Linked DNA regions of Homo sapiens: region 1 is linked to region 2. Evidence: read pairs that join two places in POLR2A ChIA-PET (ENCODE). Cell type or tissue: A673. All regions are shown on one strand. Each heading gives the region's core, and the rest is flanking DNA. Links, peaks and the distances in the headings are about the cores only.

Region 1 (6,664 bases), core at 1,000-5,999, 110 kb after region 2:
CCTGGCATAGGACACGACTGGGCCCCATGAGTGGCTGTGCCTGGCTGGACGTGACTGGCTGGGGGAAAGCTGCAAGTGGGTACATTACTTACCTGAGTCCCCTTCCTACCCCAGTCACCAACACCATTAGGCTGTACCCAGGAAAGCCAAGCTCCTTTCCTGTGGGGACAGGGAGAGAGATGGCGGATGTGGGGGCGCCACTCCATGAAAGATGCACAAACGCCCCTCTAGCTTAGCACTGCAGGTGGGGGAACTAGCAAGAGGCAGCCCCTTCCCCTGGTATGCATTTAGGGCCCTGGCCTCTCACAGATCAAAGAAGAAAAAAAACCGATCCAAAATGGAGGGGGGGGGGGCCAGCAGCGTGGTCTGCGCTGCCGCAATCAGGCACCCACCAGGGGCGCCATGCCCGGCTGGTCTGCCCTTGCCCATGTGGCTTCCAGCCCCACATTCCTGTGCTTTGCACATAAACCTTCAGATTGAATAATAGCCTGGGGAGCCAAGCTGGCACTTACCCTTGAATATGATTAGGTTTTTATGGGGTCTTTCCCTCCAAGGTGACATACGACGTTACATTCAGGGAGTCATTGCCCATGGGAACATTTCCCACAGGTCCTCTGAGCTCCTCCTAGGGCCCCGGAACTGTGCTCCATGCTGGGGTAAACCGTTCCTGCCCTCGGGGGTGTTCCAGTTAGTAAGGACAGACCTGCAAGTAGATGAAGCCAATAACACCTGCTGGGCACAGAACAGATCTGGGCAGAAACGGCAGGGAGGGTACCAGGCGGCCATATGAAGCCAGGGCGTGTGCTGAGGGGTGTGAAAGGGTGGACAAGCTTGTTAGAGGAGCATCTCGGTCAGGATAGCAACAGGAGAAAAGGCTGTGATCACACGTAGCATGAGGCAGAAGGGGTCGCAGGTGGCTGGAGTCTGTGGAGAGTAGGGCCCACGTTGTCCATGTGGAGGGGGCTTAGCCAGACCTACATTTTACGTTATGTGGAAAATGAATATACAGAGCACAGAACGGGATGATAGATAGGTTTAGACATCATAACGCTAGCCCAGGAAAAGAGTAGGGTGAGGATGGTAGAAGTAGGGCAGGTACCGCACATCCTCGGGACAGGTGAGATGACAAGTTTTTAAGGTTGAGGATGGAGCTCAGCCCCAGGTTCCTGGCTCAGCTGGGAGGCGACTATCAGGGCTGGAGTGGGCTTCTGGGCATGGGCACCCCAGGGCTGACGCTTCCTGGGAAGCGGATGGTCCAAGTGTGTCCCGAATTGGTGGGTTCTTGGTCTCACTAACTTCAAGAATGAAGCCCCGGACCCTCACGGTGAGTGTTACAGCTTTTCAGGTGGCCCGTCTGGAGTCTGTCCCTCCTGATGTTCAGATGTATTCGGAGTTTTTTCCTTCTGGTGGGTTTGTGGTCTCCCTGGCTCAGGAGTGAAGCTGCAGACCTTCGCGGTGAGTGTTATAGCTCTATAAGGTAGCACTTCGGGAGTTGTTTGTTCTTTCCAGTGGGCTCGTGGTCTCAGGAGTGAAGCTGCAGATCTTCCCTGTGAATGTTACAGCTTATAGAAGCAGCGTAGACCCAAAAAGCGAGCTACAGTAGCAAGAGTTATTACATACAGCGAAAGAACAAAGTTTCCACAATCCGGAAGGGGACCCGAGCGAGTTACTAATGCAAGCTCGGGCAGCCTGCTTTTATTCTCTTATCTGGCCCCACCCACATCTTGCTGATTGGTAGAGCCGAGTGGCCTGTTTTGTCAGGGCGCTGATTGGTGCGTTTACAATCCCTGAGCTAGATACAAAGGTTCTCCACCTCCCCATCAGATTACTTAGATACAGAGTTTCCACACACAGGTTCTCCAAGGCCCCACTAGAGCAGCTAGATACAGAGTGTCAATTGGTGCATTCACAAACCTTGAGCTAAACACAGTGTGCTGATTGGTGTGTTTACAAACCTTGAGCTAGATACAGAGTGTAGATTGGTGCACTCACAAACCTTGAGCTAAACACAGAGTGCTGATTGGTGTATTTACAATCCCTGAGCTAGACATAAAGACTCTCCACGTCCCCACGACTCAGGAGCCCAGCTGGCTTCACCTAGTGGATCCCGCACCGGGGCTGCAGGTGGAGCTGCCTGCCAGTCCCGGTGCCGTGCGCCCGCACTCCTCAGCCCTTGGATGGTCGATGGGACTGGGCGCCGTGGAGCAGGGGGCGGCGCTCGTCGGGGAGGCTCGGGCTGCACAGGAACCCACGGAGTGGGTGGGAGGCTGAGGCATGGCGGGCTGCAGGTCCCGAGCCCTGCCCCGCGGGAAGAGAGCTAAGGCTCGGTGAGAAATAGAGCACAGCGCTGGTGGGCTGGCACTGCTGGGGGACCCAGTACACCCTCCGCAGCTGCTGGCCCGGGTGCTAAGTCCCTCATTGCCCGGGGCCAGCAGGGCTGGCCGACTGCTCCGAGTGCGGGGCCTGCCAAGCCCACGCCCACCCGGAACTCCAGCTGGCCCGCAAGCGCCGCACGCAGCCCCGGTTCCCGCTCGCGCCTCTCCCTCCACACCTCCCTGCAAGCTGAGGGAGTGGGCTCCGGCCTTGGCCAGCCCAGAAAGGGGCTCCCACAGTGCAGTGGTGGGCTGAAGGGCTCCTCAAATGCTGCCAAAGTGGGAGCCCAGGCAGAGGAGGTGCCGAGAGCAAGCGAAGGCTCTGAGGACTGCCAGCACGCTGTCACCTCTCACAGGCAGAGGCCTAGCAAGGGGCAGGACCCAGGATGGAGCCAAAATGGGGACGGCAGTGCCAGGCCGAGGAACAGAGGCACAGGGGGTTAGAGCCAGGAGTGCGCAGCACAGAGTCCCAGGCGAAGGAGGAGAGGCAGGAAGGATCAGCTAGGGTGGTGGGGCGGGGCAGGGGCGCGGAAAATACCCCAGGAGTTCCCTGGGGTGATGGTGCCACCAGGAAGGGCTGAGGACCTGGCTGAGCCTTCAGGGCGTGTCCAGCTCTCCTCACGCCCAAGGAAATGCCTGAGGCAAGGGTGAGGCCAGGGCAGGCTGAGGAGGAAGGACAGGCCTGCAGGGGACTCTCCACAGGCAGCAAGAGGAAGGATAGAGGACGGTGGCCTTCCCTGGCTGCCAACCCGGGCTTTGTGACCTAAGCCGGGCCCCAGCCGCTGGGCTGGTGGTGAAGGGTAGAGGACAGGCTCCTGCAGGCTCTGGCCAAGCCCGTCTGACAGCCACCAGCTCCACTAATAAAGTGACCCTGCTGTGTCCCAATTCTCTACAGCTATCATGTAATTTAGTGTCCAAACTGAGACACTTTTGAGAGTCAAAGTCATAATTACTCCAGAACAACAGAGTAAACTAGGGCTGACCTGGCCATGCTGGGGTCCACGGTCGCCCTACCCTCAGGGAGCAGCAGGGCCCTCTGCTCACACTCCGGCCATCTGGGACACGCCCCGTGATCATTGCCTCCCCTCTCCTGGCCTCAGCCCTGGAGCATCCGATCCCTCTTCGGATCCAGGCCTGGGGAACGGGGGGTCTCCCCCATTTGTGGTCCTTCTTCCCACACCTTCTGCTTCTCCAACTGACATTTCCCTCTTCAAGGGCATGACAGCCCCCAGAGGAATGGGGTCCTTTCTGTAGCCCAGTGGGGGACAACCTGGAGAGAATCCCACCAGCCCTAGAAAGGTACACGAAGGCTACATCGTCCTGCACAGTCCCTGTCCCCTGCTGATGAGAGACCCCCACCCTCTTGGCAAAATCCTGGGATCCCCAGTCTCCTCCCTCCTGCTTGCCTCTATCTCCAGTGGGCTGCCAGGAGGCAGATCCACCACCGTCCCAGCTCCTGCCTTTCCTCCAGGCCTCGCCAACACCTGCCCGGAACATCTCAGCAGACTCCCACCACGTCTTGCGCCAGCAACCCATCTTTCTCTGGCTACAAGTACAAGCCTCCGGGCCTGAACAAGACACTAGTCTACCTTAAAGCAGACAAAACAAAGAAAAAGAACAAAACAAACAAGAGACCCTGCGGTGGGAAGGAAAACGTGAAAAAAACACAAGCATCACTACAGAAGTCAACTTCTCTAAAAAAGAATCTCTAATATTTCCTCCACCATCGGACCCCAGAGCAGCTTCCTGCCTCCTCCCCAGCGCCCCAGAGCGTCAGCCACTCGGCGTGGCCCTTTCTCCTTTGCCGGAATGCCCCTTCTACCCACTGGATTTCTACCGCTTCTCTAAGGCCCCCAGAGCCAGCCAGCCTTGCCCACCCCTGAGCTCCGGTTACCCTTCCCAGGCCAGGTGCGGGGGTGGTTGTGTTTGTCTGCTGCCGACAGCAGTGGGAGGCCAAGGGGCCTGGGCTGTTGTAGATTCAATAAAAAGCAATGAATCGGCCGATCCTTCCCACCGACTCCTGGCTCTCCAGGAGCATGCCCTAGAGGCACAGATAGGATGATTCTGCAGCCCCTGCTAACTCTGAAATTCCCTAATGCTGCGGCCTAAGGCTGGAAACCCAAACATCACCCTGCTCAAGTCTTTCCCAACTGAAAAGGAAAAGAAACAATCAGAAAACCTTTTTTTTTGTTTGTTTTTTAAGACAGAGTCTTGCTCTGTCGCCTAGGCGGAGTGCAGTGGCGCGATCTTGGCTCACTGCAACCTCCACCTCCTGGGTTCAAGTGATTCTCCTGCCTCAGCCTCCCAAGTAGTTGGTACTACGGGTGCCCACCACCACGCCTGGCTAATTTTTGTATTTTTTAGTAGAGACTGGGTTTCACCATGTTGTCCAGGCTGATCTTGAACTCCTGACCTCAAGTGATCTGCCCGCTTTTGGCCTCCCAAAGTGCTGGGATTACAGGCATGAGCCACCGCACTACTACAGTAAATGTTAATAACTATATCCGACATAAACAAAAGCTCTTGGGGTCCTCCACAATTTTTCATTTGTGAAGGGGTCCTGAGACCCCCGCAACTCCTGTGCCCTCAGTTATCCCTGTTTCTCTCTCTTCTTAGCAACCATGTTTCCTGAAAGCTGCTTCCCCTCCCACTGGCCCCTCAGCCCTGCCTTGTGGCTTTCCATACTGTTCCTGAAATTGCTCTCACTGAAGCCACAAGGGACCCCCCCTGGCATTTCATCCAGTGGACACTCTTCTGTCCTCGTTTCTCTTGACATCTTGGCCATCTTGGCAACATGACCATGTTGTGCACCTCCTGGAGACACCTTCCACCCTGGCTCTCCTCACCCTGCCCTCTCCTCGTTCTCCGCCTACCTCTCCAGCGCTTGTTCCCGACACCTCTTCTTGCTTTGCTCAGACCACCGCGGCTGGGGTCCTCAGGGCCTGGCCGGGCCCTGTTCTCCTCTCCTCCCCTACCAGGGCTTTAAGCCCAGTCTCCACATGTATGGTTCCCAAGTCTCTAACTCCAGCCCAGCTTTCTCTCCTGACTCCCACACCAACATATCCAGCTGCCCTGAACATCCCCGTAGAAGTCATTCCTCCCCTCACAGGCACCCCTAACTTAAACGCAAGGCTATCTACCCCCGACTCTTTCCAGATCTGCCACTGTCCCAGGAGCCCCAGCCCTACTGTCTCTACCCTCCTTTCACTCTGCTCATCAAACCAGCCACCAAATGCTGTCAACCTCACCCCTAAACAATTCTGCAATCCCTCCACTGTCCATTCCCACTGGCACACCTCAGCTTGGGCACCCTACAGCTCCCTCTGGCCTCTCTCCTCCAATCTGACTTCAGCCAGTGTTCTCTCTTAAGCACATCTCTGCCCTTCTCAGAATCCACCAGAGGCCCCCACTGACCCAGGAGGAATGCCACCCCGCAGCATGGCACAGCGCAATTCACCAGGCCGGCAGTCCTGCCACCTGTCTGGCTCGTGTCTCCTGTCCGGGCCACTCTGTTCCAGCTGGTCTGAGCTTGCCTCCCCTCAGGCACGTGTTGTTCCCTTACTCTCTGTTCCTCAGAGGCCCCTTCTCAGGTTCCCTCTCCAAGAAAGCCAAGAAGGCCTTCCCTGACTGCCCTGCTCAAGTCAGAAGCCCTTTCTGGGTGCTCAAGGCCCTCTTCTCCCATTCCACGCTGAATGGTCACCATCAGTTTCTAGACTCCAAGTTCCTTGAGGAGGAGGAGTTCTTTACCGCTGTATCCCCGTGCCTGGAATGGTGCATGGCACACAGTGGGAGCTTAAGGAAATACTTGCTGATCGAATGGCTTGATGGGTGAAAGCCCCCTACGTGCAGCTGGCAAGCAGCCCTCCCCACCATCAGCTCCCAGGATGGAGCAGGGCTGTGCTCTGGCTGTCTGGCAAGAGGCCCAGGAAACACAGGAGGCAGCTGCCCAGGGCTCCCTGCCACCTGCTGCCTCCTCCTTTTGTGTTGCCCTCACCAGGCACCCAGAAGAAGCTGGCTGGACTCCACACTCTTCCCATCAATGGCCAAGACACAAGGCCGCCAAGACATGAGCACACGGCCCAGGCATGGCACCCTCCCCAGCCACAACGGCTGCACAACCTGATCGGAGTTGACCCTGCTGGAGACACCCAGACCAATCCAGGACACCAGCCGCAAGAACAGCAGCAACACATACCACCCAGCCTGCCCCATACATCATCCCACGGCATCGTCCCCTCACAGTGAACTTGTACCCAGGGGGCTGAAGGCTTTTTCCGAGGTGACTGGGCAAT
Region 2 (5,000 bases), core at 1-5,000:
TATATGTGTGTGAGTAGCTGTGTGTAGGGGGTGGAGCTGGGTCTCTTTCACTTTAGATTAGTAGGGATACTAGAAGAAAGGCAGAAAAACGAATATTCAGTTTTCTAGCTTTAGCAATGTGTTAATTTCAAGTTAGAACAGTTTGTATTTTTTTTTCTTTCTCTTGAGTAATCATGGGCAATACAGTATGAAATGTATCATAGATGTTTAATGAAAAAGACCATACTCACCGGGCGTGGTGGCTCACTCCTGTAATCCTAGCACTTTGGGAGGCTGAGGTGGGTGGATCACGAGGTCAGGAGATCGAGACCATCCAGGCTAACACGGTGAAACCCCATCTCTACTAAAATACAAAAAATTAGCCGGGGGTGGCGGAGGGCGCTTGTAGTCCCAGCTACTCGGGAGGCTGAGGCAGGAGAATGACGTGAACCCGGTAGGCGGAGCTTGCTGTGAGCCGAGATTGTGCCACTGCACTCCAGCCTGGGCGACAGATTGAGACTGCATCTCAAAAAAAAAAAGAAAAAGACCACACTCTTGGCTTGTTAAGAGAGCCATATCATGGTTTCAAAAAACTGCTACGTTATTTAATGCCTTCTTTCACTTAAGTAATAACTTGCTCTTTGTTATTTATTTATTTATTTATTCTTTTTTTTTTTTTTTTTTTGAGGCGGGAGTCTTGCTTTGTCACCCTCCTGAGTAGCTGGGACTACAGGTGCGCACCACCACACCCAGCTAATTTTTTTTATTTTAGTAGAGACGGGGTTTCACCATGTTGGCCAGGATGGTCTCGATCTCCTGACCTCGTGATCCGCCCGCCTTGGCCTCCCAAAGTGCTGGGATTACAGGCGTGAGCCACTGCGCCTGGCCCAAGCTCTTTGTTATGTATGATATAGTGATGTTTAACAAAATCAGAAAGAAACTACAATCAGGTTGAATTAAGTAAAAAATTTGCTGTTTTTAATATACTGCATAGGAGCCCCTATTTAACATTGACAGAGTGTAAGTCAAAGATAGACGAATGTGACCTTCCCCAATTTCTAATATAATTGTTACATTAAATAATATTAGTAATATGTTTTATAGAAATGATGTCATATGATACTACGTTATATTATCAGATTATGAGAAATTTTGTTCCAATTATTTTTCTTAGCACAGGGTAGATATATTGTTATCTTGAGTCTTATTTTCATGTAATATTTTTCCTCTTTTTTTTTTTTCTAATTTTTTTTTTTTTTACTTTCCAGACAAGGTCATTTGATGAAGATGCAAAAGAAAGTCGAGCAGCTGCCCTACGGGCAGCAAACAAGTCTGGCACTGGGTTTGGGGAGAGTTATAGCCTGGCTAACCCATCTATCCGGGCTGGTGAGGATATTCCACAGCCCACAATTTTTAATGGCAAATTGAAAGGTTATCAACTGAAAGGCATGAATTGGTTGGCCAATCTATATGAACAGGTGAATTTTAGAACCGTGTCATTCTCTTCTATTATCTCTTTTCCTAAAGTCATTTGTTCAATGTGATTGTGAAATGAGTACAAGATCTGGCTGAGCGCGGTGGCTCATGCCTGCAATTCCAGCACTTTGGGAGGCCAAGGCAGGCGGATCACCTGAGGTTGGGAGTTCGAGACCAGCCTGACCAACATGGTGAAACCCCATCTCTACTAAAAAAAAAAAATACAAAATTAGCCTGGCATGGTGGTGCATGCCTGTGATCCCAGCTACTTGGGAGGCTGAGGCAGGAGAATCATTTGAATCTGGGAGGCGGAGATTGCGGTGAGCTAAGATGGCGCCATTGCACTGTAGCCTGGGCAACAAGAGCAAAACTCTATCTCAAAAAAAAAAAAAAAAAAAAAAAGGAAATGAGTACAAGATCATGTTTTAGATTTCACCCTTTTAAAAAGCTGTATCCTGGGGAGGGATAGCAGTAGGAGAAATACCTAATGTAAATGACGAGTTAATGGGTGCAGCACACCAACATGGCACATGTATACATATGTAACAAACCTGCACGTTGTGCACATGTACCCTAGAACTTAAAGTATAATTAAAAATAAATTAATGTAGATTTATTAAAAAATAAAAAGCTATATCCTTTGACAAGAGGCAGAAGGATGTCTCTGTTTCTCTTTCTTTTTGAGACAGGATCTTACTCTGTCACCCAGGCTGAAGTGGAGTGGTGCGTTTATGGCTCACTGTAGCCTTAAACTCCTGGGCTCAAGTGACCCTCCTGCCTCAGCCCCCAGAATAGCTGGGACTGCAGACACATGCCACCACGCCTGACTAATTTTTGTATTTTTTGTAGAAACGGGCTGTCTCCATGTTGCCCAGACTGGTCTCAAACTCCTGGGCTCATGCGATATGCCTGCCTCGGCCTCCCAAAGTGCCGGGACGGGCATGAGCCACTGCACCCAGCTGATGTCTTTTTGTTTTTTTGTAACCTGGAGATCCTACTGGAGAATATTTGTGTATTTCTTATGGTTTGTCTTATATGGACTTGGTAAATCTAATTGCTTTTGTGTCTGGGTTGTATTAGCTAACAGATTGGCCTTGCCCTGTCTCATGTATCATGGTTCATAGTTGTAGCTGTAGCATTGGCAAAAGCAATTACTATAGCAGTGGGTAAAAGTGCTGAGGCTGAGTATCTCTGGTCACTTCTCTTTAAACAAGCCTGTTATCTTGGTCGTTCTTTTTGGTAACAGGTTGAACTTTATTTGATGAAATGCATGAGGTGTTGACCATGTATTTTTTTTCCCCAGGGTATTAATGGCATTCTTGCTGATGAAATGGGCCTTGGTAAAACAGTACAGAGCATTGCCCTTCTGGCCCATCTGGCTGAGGTGGGTAGATGCAATCTTTCTATCTTCATTTCTCTAGAATTTAGGGTAATTTCTGTTGAAAATCAGCCACTTAAAAGCACTATGTTAAGCTGTGTAGCATTCCAAGATAGTGGGACTGGGTTCTTGCCTCAGAGCTTTATAAGGGGACAGTGTTTTATAACTTTTTGGTTTTTAAGAGGGCTAGGACAATTTTTGAGCATGTGATTTTGAGACACTCCTTTCCGCTCTGCATTAATTACCACCAGTGTAGTGGCAAGGGCCATATAGTTAGATCAGAACACCTTGCCTAACATTTCAGCTCTACTCTTATTACCAGTGTAAACTTGGGCAATTTAGCCTCTTTTTCAACTTAACTCTCTGAGGCTTAGTTTCCTCTTCCTCTTCCTCTTCTATGGAGACGTTATCTACTTTATAGGAATTTTATAAGAATTAAATTTTAAAAATGCGTAAAACTGAAAAAAAAGCAAAAGCTCTATACCTATTAAATAACTACAAGATTGTCGGATAACTAGTATAGTAGAAAACAATACATACAAGTCAGTGTGTCATGAATGCTTTGTGGATAAGACCTATAAGAGGTCAGAAGAGGGAATAGTTGCTTGCCATTTTTTTCTCAGGTGTGTCTTTATGTTCTTATTATTAACATAGGATATTACTATTGAATGTGCAGATTTGGGATTTACTCACTGTTTCTCTTGTTATTTGTTTCCTATTCTTAGATTGTTCTTGTCATTAATTATAATTTTGAATTAAATACCTTCCCTTTTCCTGTAGTTGGCTGACTGGGTTTTTCTGTTGCAGAGAGAGAACATTTGGGGACCTTTCTTAATAATTTCACCTGCGTCTACACTTAACAATTGGCACCAGGAGTTTACTAGATTTGTTCCTAAATTTAAGGTAAATATCAGTCCAACCAAAACATCTATTGCTCTTTAAAATAAACTTTTTGACTCTCCTTTTCTTGCCCTACTAATTACTCATAACAGTTTTAAATTTTGGCCGGACTTGGGGGCTCACACTTGTAATCTCAGCACTTTGGGAGGTTGAGGTGGGTGGATCACGAGGTCAGGAAGTCGAGATCATCCTGGCTAACATGGTGAAACCCCGTCTCTACTAAAAATACAAAAAAAAAATTAGCCGGGCATGGTGCCATGTGTCTGTAGTCCCAGCTGCTCAGGAGGCTGAGGCAGGAGAATCGCTTGAACGGGGCAGGGCCAGGGGGGTGAGGGGGCGAGGGGAGGTTGCAGTGAAGGGAGGTTGTAGCAAGCCGAGAATGTGCCGCTGCACTCCATCCAGGGCGACAGAGCAAGACTCCTTCCGTCACAAAAACAAAAATATACATTGTTCCAAAATAACTTGCATATAATCACTATAAAACTTACTGCTGGGAACAATGAGTGCATATTGCATTTAGCCTGATAAATGGATACTCGTGGTCAAACTGCCACGGTAGAAAACATCTACCTTATTTGGTTTAACATAGATTTTTGACAAATCATACCATCAGTACACATCCTATCATTTACGGCATTTCTCTTTTCATTTAAATCTATTGTAAATAATTCATTTCTTTTTTTTAATACATGTCTTGTTTTTGTTTTTGTTTTGAGATGGAGTCTCACTCTGTCGCCGAGGCTAGAGTGCAGTGGCACAATCTCGGCTCACTGCAACCTCCATCTCCCAGGTTCAAGCAATCCTCCTGCCTCAGCCTCCTGAGTAACTGGGATTACAGGTGTCTGCCACCATGCCCAGCTAATTGTTTTGTATTTTTAATAGAGAGAGGGTTTCACCATGTTGTCCAGGCTGGTCTCAAACTCTTGACCTCAGGTGATCCACATGCCTGGGCCTCCGAAAACGCAAGGATTACAGGCATGAGCCACCGCACACAGCTGTTGTTTTTTTTTTTAATCAGAGTTTCACTCTTGTTACCCAGGCTAGAGTGTAATGGTGCAAACTCTGCTCACCGCAACCTTTGCCTCCAGGGTTGAAGTGATTCTTCTGCCTCAGCCTCCCGAGTAGCTGGGATTACAGGCATGTGCCACCATGCCCGGCTAATTTTGTATTTTTAGTAGAGACGGGGTTTCTCTACTGACGATGTTGGTCAGGCTGGTCTCGAACTCCCGACCTCAGGTGATCCACCCATGTCAGCCTCCTGAAGTGC

The links. Peaks named below come from ENCODE experiments on the same cell type or tissue, not always from the same donor. Only the 100,000 strongest peaks of a DNase experiment are listed, where the experiment ranks them.
Region 1: POLR2A ChIA-PET joins it to region 2 with 11 read pairs; 3 of 35 experiments call an interaction of 5 or more read pairs at or near these places.

What each region holds. Positions count from the first base shown.
Region 1 is chr15:40,957,496-40,964,159 of GRCh38, reverse strand. LOC105370789 (a long non-coding RNA gene) reads right to left here and starts at 1,671. Exons shown (of 4, transcript XR_007064601.1): 1 at 513-1,671; 2 at 93-159. RefSeq lists an enhancer at 5,872-6,408. In A673, for the core only: no CTCF peak of the experiment used is centred there; no DNase peak of the experiment used is centred there; H3K27ac peaks cover 114 bases.
Region 2 is chr15:41,068,306-41,073,305 of GRCh38, reverse strand. INO80 (INO80 complex ATPase subunit) reads left to right here. Exons shown (of 36, transcript NM_017553.3): 12 at 1,248-1,457; 13 at 2,759-2,839; 14 at 3,641-3,736. Among named protein-coding and RNA genes, the nearest start is that of INO80, 45 kb to the left of the region's middle. In A673, for the core only: no CTCF peak of the experiment used is centred there; no DNase peak of the experiment used is centred there.